Regions from separate parts of the Homo sapiens genome. Here region 2 is linked to region 1. A link is a contact called in ENCODE Hi-C or POLR2A ChIA-PET data. All regions are on one chromosome and are shown on one strand. The core of a region is the stretch at or near the end of the contact, and the rest is flanking DNA. Distances in the headings are between cores, read along the strand shown.

Region 1 (5,885 bases), core at 3,078-5,577:
CGAGGCTGGTGAATTGCTTGAGGCCAGGAGTTCGAGACCAGCCTGGGCAACATGGTGAAATCCTGTCTCTACTAAAAATACAAAAATTAGCTGGGCATGGTAGCTTATGCCTGTAATCCTAGCTTCTTGGGAGGCTGAGGAAGGAGAATTGCTTGAACCCAGGAGACAGAGGTTGCAGTGAGTCGAGATTACGCCACTACATGCCAGCCCAAATAACAGAGCAAGACTCTGTCAAAAGGAAAAAAAAAAGGTAGTTCTCTAATATAGGTACATTCTTCTACCTTAAGAAGGGTAGGGAATTTATACTTAGGCAAGTGGGAATAGACTATTAGATAAAACTTGAGCATTGGAAATTAGAATATTAACCCTGCCACTTACTACATGTATGATACTGGGGGAGTAATGTTAACATTACTGAGTCTCAATTTTCCCCTCTGTAATTACAGGCATATATTGAGAGGATTTATGAAGTAATGTAAGGAAAGTACTTAGTACAGTTCCTGGTACATAGTAAGCACTCACAAATTTGTAGCTTTTATTTTAATATTCTAAATTTGTTATGGAATTCATAACAGTGGTGGGGCAAGTGGAACTGTAAGCTGGTATCTCCTTGTGGAAGAGGGAAGGGGGTGTAAGAGTTGAAATCCACACCAACCTTTCCAGCAGGCAGAGGGACAGAGGCTGAGGTTCTGTGTTCAGGAAGTGGGGAAACCCAGTTCTCCCACACACCGGGTTTACCCAGGGGTGACTTTCAAGACTGAGGGGAGATGTAGCTGTCTTTGGGATCAGTGTTATGTTAAGTAAAACAAAAAGTCTTCGCCATGGAGAAGATGCATTAGAGAATGCCGGATAAAGGAAGCCCCTGACAATGTGTGGTTGTCTCTGAGGGAGAAATCCCAGACCACTAAGGGATGCCCACAGCCAGGAAGTTAACCTGGCAATTGTACTGTTGCAAATCAAGAACTAGCTTCACCATCTCTCTTTTGCCTGATTGCTCAGACCTACTTAGCTACCAAGAACTGCTGACAGCAAACTGTAGATAGTTTGAAATCCCCTTGATGAGGGGAAGACAGCTTCACTGAGGGCCGAAGCCAGGAGCCAGTGGCTGAACTACCAGGCATGCCGTGATAGGTTTGGAACCTACTCTTCTTTGAGTCTATTTGTAGATAATTTCTGGGTCAGATGATTCTCATTTTAAAGGAATAATAGATAAACTCCTGGAGGTTACCGTGTATTAGAGACTGAAATGAAAAATATGGACAAAATTTACATGTTGAAGCCCTAACACCCAATGTGACTATGTTTGAAGATAAGGCCTTTAAATAAGTAATTAAGGTTAAATGAGGTCATGAGAGTAGGATCCTCATCGAATGGGACTGGTGTCTTTTTAAGAAGAGGAAGAGACACTGGGAATGGATATGTACACGCAAGAGAAAAGGCCATTTGAGGACACCGTGAGAAGGTGGCCATCTACAAGCCAAGAAGAGAGGCATCAGGAGAAACTCAACCCAGAAATGCCTTGATGTTGGACTTTCCGCCTCCAGAACTATGAGAAAATTGAGTTCTGTTGTTTAAGCCACCCAGTCTATGGTATTTTATCATGGCAGCCCCAGCAGACAAACATATCGTACACTCAGGATATGCTGTACCTAGTGAATGAAGACATTGAAAATTTAACCTTCTCTAATAGAATTTCAAGCTAAAATCTTAGTTTGATTTTATATGTAGAATTTATGCTAAATTCTCTGGGTAATGTTCACTGTGGATTGGTCTTGTGAGATGTCACAAGTCATTTTTTACTACTAAAAAAATAAAGATTGTGAACGGTTTACTTAAATTAATGAGTGGATTCAAGTTTATTGCTGTAACTCTCCTTCAGACATATAATGACTAAGAGAAAGGAAGTGGAGTCAAGAAAGAACATACACTTAAACTCACACTCACACATACTGAAAACCTCTGTCAGAGATCCTGTATCTGATAAGTGGTTAGCGTTGTGGCAGTAACTATTTTAGTTCTGTCCTACTCTGCATACTTTTGAGGATGTCTTGGAAATTGGGGTGCCATGAGAGTATGTATGCTTCAGTTTATTGAAATCGAGATGGTCTTTGGAGGTGTGCTCATTTGGTTGATATTGGGGTGGGCTGTAAGAGTGTGTTTCACAGGATTATATTGCTTGTTGGTGAGTCCTTCCTAAGACTTCTGCTTTTCATGTCAACACCCTCATAAGCCCATTGGGAGTAGAGCTTGCATCTTCTTTATCTTTACACACAGTGCCCACTGAGCACAGTGCCTGCCACGTAAAGAGTTTTGATAAATATTCAAATGGGAGTTTTAATTTTTTAACTTGTGGAGGGATAGCTTGAGGACTATGCTAATTAACTGTTACCAAAATAAAGCAAGAGAAATGGCCAAAAACACTGTCTGCTCAAGCCTATAACTTTTCTTTATTAAGTAAGAATAGAAGGATATGTACTTCTTCTGTGAAAGCTGAAAAATTATACTTGCAAGTATCTAAAGTCTCTAAACTTCACTGTAGCAGGTCTTTGAAGAAGCAGGAAAATAAGAAAACCAGCTAATCAGAAAAAAAGAAAATCTACGAAGAAAGTAAACTAGCAACTGTTTATGATAACAGTTGGCTTCTTTTTTCGGGAGCTCCATCTGCCTAAGTATCTAGTTCATTTATCAGGCATCTTCAGGGAATGTAGCACTCTACATAACTAATTTTCCAGATTACCCTATTAAGTCAAACTCATAAATAAAAATGCTTTATTTTGGGTGAAATTTTATGTAAAACATTCAAAAGCTCTCAATCCAGAGGACAGTGAATCTAATTCAATCTATTTCTGCATATTAATTACTTCATTTCTTCTATTTGATTATAAAATCTACCATTACTGATTTCCTTAAGACACACTATTACATGAAAGGAACACATCAATTCTGATTGACTTCAATTTTAGAAATAAAAAGTGAAAACATATATCTAAGAACAGAGGAAAAGTGGCAGTCATTTATTTTTTTATTTATTTATTTTTTTGTGAGACGGAGTTTCACTCTTGTTGCCCAAACTGGAGTGCAATGGCAGGATCTTGGCTCACTGCAACCTTCACCTCCCAGGTTCAAGTGATTCTCCTGCCTCAGCCTCCCGAGCAGCTGGGATTACAGGTGTGTGCCACCATGTCTGGCTAATTTTTTGCATTTTTAGTAGAAATGAGGTTTCACCATGTTAGCCAGGCTGATCTTGAACTCCTGACCTCAGGTGATCTGCCCACCTTGGCCTCCCAAAGTGTTGGGATTACAGGCATGAGACACTGTGCCCAGCTGGTAGTCATGTTTTTTTAGCCCCAACTAGATAACATATTGGACTAAAAAAGTGTTGCATATTTTCATCAGTCTAAAAGACCCCAGGCATCATTTGTGGAGAAAATTTGTTTGCTCATTGTAGATTTTCCCCTGGCCAATATAATCTCTCACTGGAGACAGTGTGTCAGCCTCACCCCCACCCCTAAAGTTTGCCATTTCTAATATGCTCAGGAGTGGTAAATCAGTCTGTTATATAAAGTTAGGATTACTGTAAGATTAGGGACTTTCCAGCAAACTGCACAACTTTTAGTTCACTGCCTTTAGAAAGCTTTCTTTTTGCTGTGCCCCAGTTTGGGGCTTGTTGTGGATCTTGGTTGCCAGATTTGTGATTACTGTTAAACTATAATCTATCACTTTAACAAAACATCTGTCATCTTGATAATGGGGAAAGAGTACTAGGTATTAGGATGATGGAACAAAAAACACCCAAAACCAACACCAAAAATCTTTCCCCCTAGAAAACAACTCCCATCTCCGCAAAAAGATAAGTAAGATGGAAACATCAATGACAGGGACAATTAAGAAAGTTGGGAGGAAGAAAAGGGCCCGGAGAAGATATCAAAAAGTGGTCATTTTGAATACCTTCTCTTGGTACTCTACTGATTCGTAACCTTCATGAAGCTAAGTGAGTATAAAAATGTGAATCATTTCCAAATGAGATCAATAAAATGAATTTCAACTATAAAATAACTGTTTTTTAAGCTTCAGATAATACTTTCTTCAGCCAATGTGTAAACTGTTGTGTTAAAGGGAAGCTGAACTATATACCTGTGCAATTTATCATTTACAGCTCCTTTTCCTGGTTGCCAACCAGCTAAGATATCTATGTTTACCACATAAGAGAGTTTCTGTTAGTCAAGTCCAAAGTACACATAACTCTATTGCTAAGGCAAGAACTCTCACATGAGTCACTGTAATGGCCATCTCTAGAGAAATTGGAATGCATTTTTATAATGTGAGTGTTTGAAAAGATGTCAAGTTGTTGCTTGGTGAGCAGAGTTGCTTAAAAGTTCCAGAGAGAAGCTGTGATCGAGGACTAGCAGTGTTGTAGGTGCTGTACAAGGGGAATAACCAGCACCATCTAACAGGACCTCATGGCTGACCTGGTTAGAATTGGGTTTAGTCTTTCGAAATTTGTTGTAATCCTAAAAATAGAGGTAAATCTCTTGCCATCTGTCAGATTTTACCACCATCACCTGCACATCTTACTGCATTTTCTTTAGTAATATAGCTAGAGTGGACTTTTCTAGGTAAATCTGCCTAGTATCAGAACTTGAACTCCTCTCCTTAAAAATCTATGTTGAACTGATGCACTGTATCTTGTTTCTGCAACTAGTTTTAAGCTCCTTGAGGTATTTATGACCTTGTGTCTCCTACAATGACTTGAGTCCAATAGATGTTCAATCAATATTTTGAGTGACTGCTGAATTAACTTTGTAAAAGCTTCTTTGGTACAGGAACTATGAAAATATTTGCTGTTGGTGACTGTACATACATGAAGTTCACGATGCTACTCTGTAAAATAATACTTGGGGTTCTTTGCTTAGCAGCAGTGAATGATGGGGGCTGCTCCTATAGGGAAGGCCTGGCTGACTTTGGAAGGGCATAGCCAGCCTTTGGAAATAAAAAGGACCCAGCCTAACTTGGCCCCAAAGGCCTGCTGGCTTTTAAGTATTAATTTTATAGAGATAAATCATGACTCAGTCAAATATAACATGAACACATGCTATGATGTTTAATTTTATTTGTAAACTTGTCTAGGCTAGAGTACCCAGACATTTGGTCAAACATTATTTAGATGTTGCCATGAAGGTATTTTTAGATGAGATTAACATTTAAGTCAGTAGACTTTGAGTAAAGTGGATTACTCTCCAAGCTACAGATGGGTCTCATATTCAGTCTTTGTACCCAATCCATTCTTTGATTGGGAGAATATAGAATACTCCACCTCCTGCACACCTTATTATCACACCAACACGGCTCCATTATTATAACAGTGGATTATGGCTGAAATTGCTGAAAGACACAGGCCATGTCTGAAGAGGAGATACTTAAGGAAGCCCAAAGTCAAGAAGTGAGACAAAAACAAAGACCACCAGAGGAATTTTCAGACCTCTGGCATCTGTAACTACGCAACAATTATATAGCTCAACTCCTAGCCAGATTAATATAAATCCTCACACACAATGAAGGCTCGTTTACTTCAGTTCCTCCTGCCTGATACAGTGTGTTCTGCCTTCAACAGAAAATGATAGGACATGCCAAATAGCAAGGAAAAAAATCACACACACACTTTAGAGATGTTGGGGCAGCTGGACCCAACACCAGGCCATGGGGGCGACAAAGTCCGGTGGAGTCAAAAGAATGAGAAAAGACAAGTTTAAGAGTGCATAAAGTGGGACCAGGGGGCCAACACTAGTGTGGAGGTTGTGAAGGCTCCGAGCTCTGGGAGCCCATGCTATTTATTGGTAATCCAACAAAGAAGCAGGTGGTGAGGATATGAGGGTTGAAAGGAAGTG
Region 2 (5,885 bases), core at 1-2,500, 220 kb before region 1:
GATTTGTTGTTGGTGAAAAAAGATATGGTGTGATTGGTTATACTAATTTGAGTGTGCACTTTGGATATATAGTTTGAGTTATATTTTGATACATATTTTATATATCCTATAAGACTGGCCCTATTCTATTGCACTAAATCTTTTTCTAGTCTAGACTTATGTTTTCAATCCACCTACCCTTTTTGGATAGAAGCCATTGAAGGCACTGCTTCTCAAACCTTATGTCTAAATGAATTCCTTGGGGAATCCTGTTAAATGCAGATCCTGATTCAGTAGGTCTGGGGTGCAGCCTGTGAATCTGCATTTCTAACAAGCTCCAACTGATGCAATAGTCTGAGGACCACCACCTTCAGAGTGGTGAGACATGGGCTTTGGAATCCCACAAGTATGAATTTGCAAACAATCTTTTAAACTACATGATTTGAGTAATGCTTTTGTTCTCTTTCCTCATTTTTCACATGCAAACAGTAAAATAATGGGCTTTGGGGGCTGCTGTTAGGATTAAGTGGGCCAAAGAAGGTGACAGCCTCTAATTCTTTCTCACTTCAGTTTTTAAAACCCTGTTTGGGAGAAGACTGATCCTCTACACCCCCAACTCTTTCTTTTGTGACTGGATTATGCAGTGGGCCCCAGCCAGGGAATATGAGCCCTATGGATGCTTTGTGAGTGATGCTGGCTGTGGGCCTGACCTCCTTGGGCAGTGGTGGAAATTCTGAAGCCACTCAGTGCATTGCCCATCTCAGTTCCTTTGCTTTGAATCATGCGACTCCCAACACAGGTTGAGTTGCCAGGTTTTGATAATTTTGCACTTGGAAGAATCATGTGCTTACTCCCTACAGAGTCAGTGGGGGCTTGGTGAGCTTCTCTTCCCACTTAGGATGGACTTATTTGGGCTTTGGCAAAGGCTTTCTAGATTCTATAGATAGCTTACTAAGAATATGTTCCAGAGAGCAGAATCGCATTGAGCCAACACCCTCAGCTACGGATGAGATTAAGGCCTTGTCAGATCCCATTTAATGGATTGTGTTTTCCATGCAGAATTAAATCGTTGAACTCATCCTCATTTTGGCTTTTGGCAGTCATTTTTCCACTAGGGGCTGCTGCCAAAATGTCAGTTTCTGACTTGATTACTTTCAGGAAATGTGCAGTCTGGCTGATGATATGGCATGGTGTGGGGTAGCGTCCCCTGGAGCTTCGGCCCCGCCCTGGGATGAGTCATGGGTTAAAATTCCCAATTAGCTCATAGGAAGTCTGGTCACACATATTTTTCTATTACTGAGTGTTGCTCACCCATTGGAAACTTCTGGGGACACCTACTCTCCTGACTTAGTGTTGCCTTCCTGGAGTTATTTTTCACCTTTAGTCTTTGCAAATCCAAATCATTTGCCAAGGGGAAAAATGAAAGAATGAATTCTGAGAATTTTTAAAGCCTAGAGAAGTTTTTATTGCAACCTTGGCTTCACATAAAGGCAATATTTAGGTCTCTCTTTGTAAGTTTTTAGAGACAGATCTTCCAGTGTTAAAAAATGACCAAGTATATATGAGGTAGACACCATTCCTCTTGCATTCTTGTTGGTCCTCTCACTGGTAGTTTGGGAAGGGAGGGCTTATCTCTGTGGTGGCCATGAGAATATACCTTTCATATCTCTGATCACAGAAAGTGAACTTGACGCATGGCCTCCTAGCTTGTGTGTGGGGAAATTTATCCCTGTGATGGCCAAAGCTGTGCATCCCAGAGGAACCCATTGGAACCCATTGGCGATGACTGAGCATGGCAGGGACCCTAAGGTCAGCTGTTCCTGGGAGACATGGAACTCCTTTGATGGTGACTTTGGTGTTCAGACTCACTAACGGCCTTGCTGAACTTTTTTTAGAGCTGCAGTACAGTCTCAGACACTGCCACCCAACTTTCTTTTACTGGGAGTCAGACCTGCATCCAGGTCTGATGGCTTTCTCAGCCTCGCTCAGCTTTTTACTCATTTGTTTTTACAGATTTTACTCCAATACATTTCTTGTATGTCTAATCCTGTCTTGACATCTGCTTCTAGGAGGACCACAGTCTCCCATCACACTGCAGTTCTCTGCTGGTGCATCACTTCTAGCTTGGCACGGGGGGCATAGCTCCAATGCTACTGGCCTGGATATTCTGGGCCAGTCTGTCTATATTTAATTTTATATTTGATGCAGTATCTTCCCTATGGGCTCTAGTGGGAGGGAACATGGGGCAAGTCACAATTTTCTTTAGTATCTTGTACTTTTATTGCCTTACAGGGGATTTTGTGGAAGCATTGAGATTAAAGAAACTACAACATAAGGATAAAATTGTAATTATCCTCAAAATATGATTGTTTTCATTGTCCAAGAAAGGTTCACAAATGTTGACCTTCATACAGAAGGTCTGCTGATGGACACACCTGGCTCCTAGCCAGTGGGCTTGTCTCTAGGGCTGACTCCCCCTAGAGAATGCATCCTTTTTCCAACCAGAGCACATTCTTCTTGGGCCGTTGAGAAATCCAGGCTTCCACCCCCAGGAATGTAGCTCATCTGAGGTGTCCTCAACCCCTCAGCATATGCCTCAACCACAATAAATTTTAGCAGCACATTTTACAAAGTGTGAGTTATTCATCCTAGAATAACCCTCAGGAAGCTTTCAGTGCTGTTGGGTTGGGAGGAGGAGCGGGACACTCTTTCTGGAGCTTCCACCTAACTCACCCTGCCAATGTGAAGTGTGGATAAACTTCTCTATGTTTCCTAATTAGCAACAGGAACTGCTGTTCCAGCCCACATAAAGACCCAAAATATGCAGGGAATCCCTGAAGTTCTCTCTAAACTCTAAACAAAGGAAGTTCCTTCCTTTGAAGGAAGTGTGAAGATTTGAGATCAGCTTGGACCAAACTACCCCTGGGGGTCAGTATGGGGTGCGAGGTAAATGCACTTCTCGTCTCCAGTTGCATGAGCAATAACTTCATTGTACACAACCTGTAGACTTACAGGGAAGAGATTTTCAATAGAGTATTTGATGTGTGAAGGTAGCACCAATAAGCTATGAGGGTGGGAGCAGTAGAGTAGAGGAGATTGGCAGTGAGATCACGGGTGTAGCCCAATGTCAAGGATGCTCTGTGCTCTCTTGGATACCTCCACAACTGGGCTGCCCAACCTCCTATCCGTGTGCTGTCTGGACACTACCACTGGCCCATGGTAGCACATCCCACATTATTCTTATTCATATTTTGCATTAGATACAAATTTTTCTGGGTGGCAGGGACCCACTGCCTGGATTGCCTGGTATATCATAGATGCTTCAGGTGTATTTGTTGATTGAATGAATGGGTTGTAGTTTTGCAGCCCAATTCATTTTTTATGGTTTAGCTCACGAACCTCCTATGAAAAGGATGGTGTAATTCTAGGAGCTGAAAGTATAAATTCAGTCCATCTCAGGCATTAGAGAAATTCCTGGTTGGGAGAGACGGCAGCAAGAGTAATGCTGTTGAAAATGCATTGCAGACTTTGGAAGCCTAAAATATAGGCAGTGGTTTGCAGAAGTCAGCTAGCCAGGGGCTTTCTCCCATCATATTCCTTCTTCCCTCCCTCCCTCCCTTTCTCTCTCTTTTCTTTCCTGTTTTTAGTTTCTTTCTTTCAACAGAGTATTGCTCTGTCACCCAGGCTGGAGTGCTGTGGTGTGATCTCAGCTCACCGTAACCTCTGCCTCCTGGGTTCAAGTGATTCTCGTGCCTCAGCCTCACGCCCAGCTAATTTTTGTATTTTTAGTAGAGATGGGGTTTCACCATGTTGGCCAGGCTGGTCTTGAACTTCTGGCCTCAAGTGATCCACCCACCTCGACCTCCCAGAGTGCCAGGATCACAGGCGTGAGCCACCACACCTGGCCCAGATTCCTTTCTTCACTAAAATTTCTTGACTTGGCTTATTGGAGGATAGAGGGTTTATTCTTATGAATTAATAGGGAATTAAGAGTTACTATCCAGAAAATGTACTTTATAGATTGTCAGCCCTAATGTGAGAAATACCCGTGTAACAGGGCTGCAACTTTGTCAATACCCCAAGATGTGTGAGAAAATGTTGCTTCTTAATTTCCTTTTTAGTTGAACTAGTCTTCCTCTGGAGCCCCCACTTTAAGGGGAACTAGGGAGAAACTCTACATTTAAAGTCAAATATGAACTTACCATTTGGATGATACTTTTTTTTTCTGATGATTTAGTTTCTTTTGGTAAAATGCTCATTGGTTCAGAAGTCCCCTCTGGCACCCTGCAGCTCACCAAGATGGTGTCTGGTTTGTGTGGCTCTGCTGGCAGGTGTGATCTGACTCCCCTTCCCGCCTTTATTTCCCTCCCAGCCCCTTTCCACTCCTCCTGTGGCTGTGCTTTAGGCCCTGAGGATGGTCTGGTTTTGATTCTTATGTGGTTCAGCATCAGATGGTCCAGCCTTTAGCCCGTGGCCACTTTGTCCCCATGGCAACCTCCAGGACTATCTCTCAGTCACAATCCCAGGTAACTTCTGAGATTTGGCTTCAGGAGCTTGTGGGAGCCTCTGGGGCCTGTCCAAACCACAAAGAGCCTACAGACAACCTGGCAAAGCTAAAACTCAGCCTCCCTTTACCTAACTCTACTGGCCACTGAGTTCACTTTGGTGTAGAGCTTCCGGTTTTTGGGCGGATATCCCTCCAGAGAGAGAAGAGGACACTCAGGTCTCACCCTTGCCTCTTCTGCTCTGGTTTCTCTTCTCCCTGTCATCTCCCCTGCCAGAAAAGCTGCACCTCTGCCTTTCTACTTCTCCTCCCTTATAGCCCCCTCCTCCCCAGTACCAGGCTTGGGGCTAAGTCTTAATGGTGGATGAAGTAAAGAGACAGATTGGCCTACTGATATGGGACTCTACACTGGGAAATATCTCAAAAACACCATATGTCACCCCTTACAACTTTCCATGATGAATGACTTTAACTGCATTTGTTTGTTGCAGTGAAATTAAGGTACCCTAAATAAAAATAAAGCAGACCCCTTTAAAACTGTGCCCTGTAATAAGGCAAATCTGTATATCCCTTGATTGGTGTGATTGATTCATTACCTTATGATAATTTAACCCTGTGTTTTACTCTGTAGAAATATTTGTTCCTATTTACAGCATTAGGGCAGGGATTTTGACCTTGCTAGAGGAAAATGATCCTTTTCCTTCTTATTAAAATTTCTCTGATAACAAATGCTCTCTTCCCATTCATGTGCTCAGTGCATACTCTACAATTACATCCTGTGTTGGGCACTGAAGCTGCATGAGGTGAGTCAGACCACTGCAGGCCCCATTTGTCCTCCCCCACCCTCTCCCCGTCTCCCAGACCTCACAGAGATCGATGCATATATTGAATGGCACTATGGTATAACCATAAAACAGATCACCCTGGATTATGGTGGACATAAAAGGGAAGCAAAAGGAACAGTTTGAACCAGGGCCAGGAGAGAGGAACACATGCCTTATGTTGAAGGAACTGTTTGATTTGTGACTGAGGTGTGTGAACAAGAGGCAGGTAAAGTTTGGAACCAGGTAAAGCAAAGGTAAGCCTGGGACTATGTAATGTAGGGCCTTGTTTGCCATGAGAAAGAGTTTCAGTTTTATTCCGCAGGCAGAAATCTTCGGAGCTCTCCATCTTTGAGTAAGCAGAAAGGAGACTGTATATATTTTTAAATTAAGTTACAGAATTAGGAATTATATTTCCATGCCTTGGTCTCCTGCACACGTAGCATCGAAATGAAGGTTTCCTGGCCTGTGACAGAGATGAAATAATGGAGCTGGAGAACAGTGCAGTGATTAAACACTGGGTGTTCTGCGGTGCCTGGAGGAAGTACGTGGACAATTTTGGGAAGAAACTTGTGAAAATA

Evidence for each region. A loop is a pair of places that touch in the nucleus more often than their neighbours do. ChIA-PET counts read pairs that join two places held with the same protein, here RNA polymerase II (POLR2A). Pooled maps may share reads with other maps.
Region 2: a map of chondrocyte shows a loop between it and region 1 (7-fold over the local background). The contact joins two enhancer-like sites. A Hi-C loop is called at or near these places in 5 of 168 maps with a recorded cell type or tissue (Calu3, IMR-90, PC-3 and 2 more) and 3 of 50 pooled maps. POLR2A ChIA-PET finds 5 or more read pairs at or near these places in 2 of 52 experiments (BJ and activated T-cell).

What each region holds. Positions count from the first base shown.
Region 1 is chr7:31,946,618-31,952,502 of GRCh38, reverse strand. All of the region lies in intron 2 of PDE1C (phosphodiesterase 1C), which reads left to right. Among named protein-coding and RNA genes, the nearest start is that of PDE1C, 120 kb to the left of the region's middle. Within about 2 kb of position 4,327, at least 2 of the 41 ENCODE cell types and tissues checked have a DNase peak (open chromatin) inside an H3K27ac peak, as active enhancers do; they include PC-3 and mammary epithelial cell, where a contact is called at or near this core.
Region 2 is chr7:32,158,561-32,164,445 of GRCh38, reverse strand. It overlaps a transcript of PDE1C not described here. Among named protein-coding and RNA genes, the nearest start is that of PDE1C, 91 kb to the right of the region's middle. RefSeq lists an enhancer at 642-1,841. Within about 2 kb of position 1,250, at least 13 of the 41 ENCODE cell types and tissues checked have a DNase peak (open chromatin) inside an H3K27ac peak, as active enhancers do; they include PC-3 and mammary epithelial cell, where a contact is called at or near this core.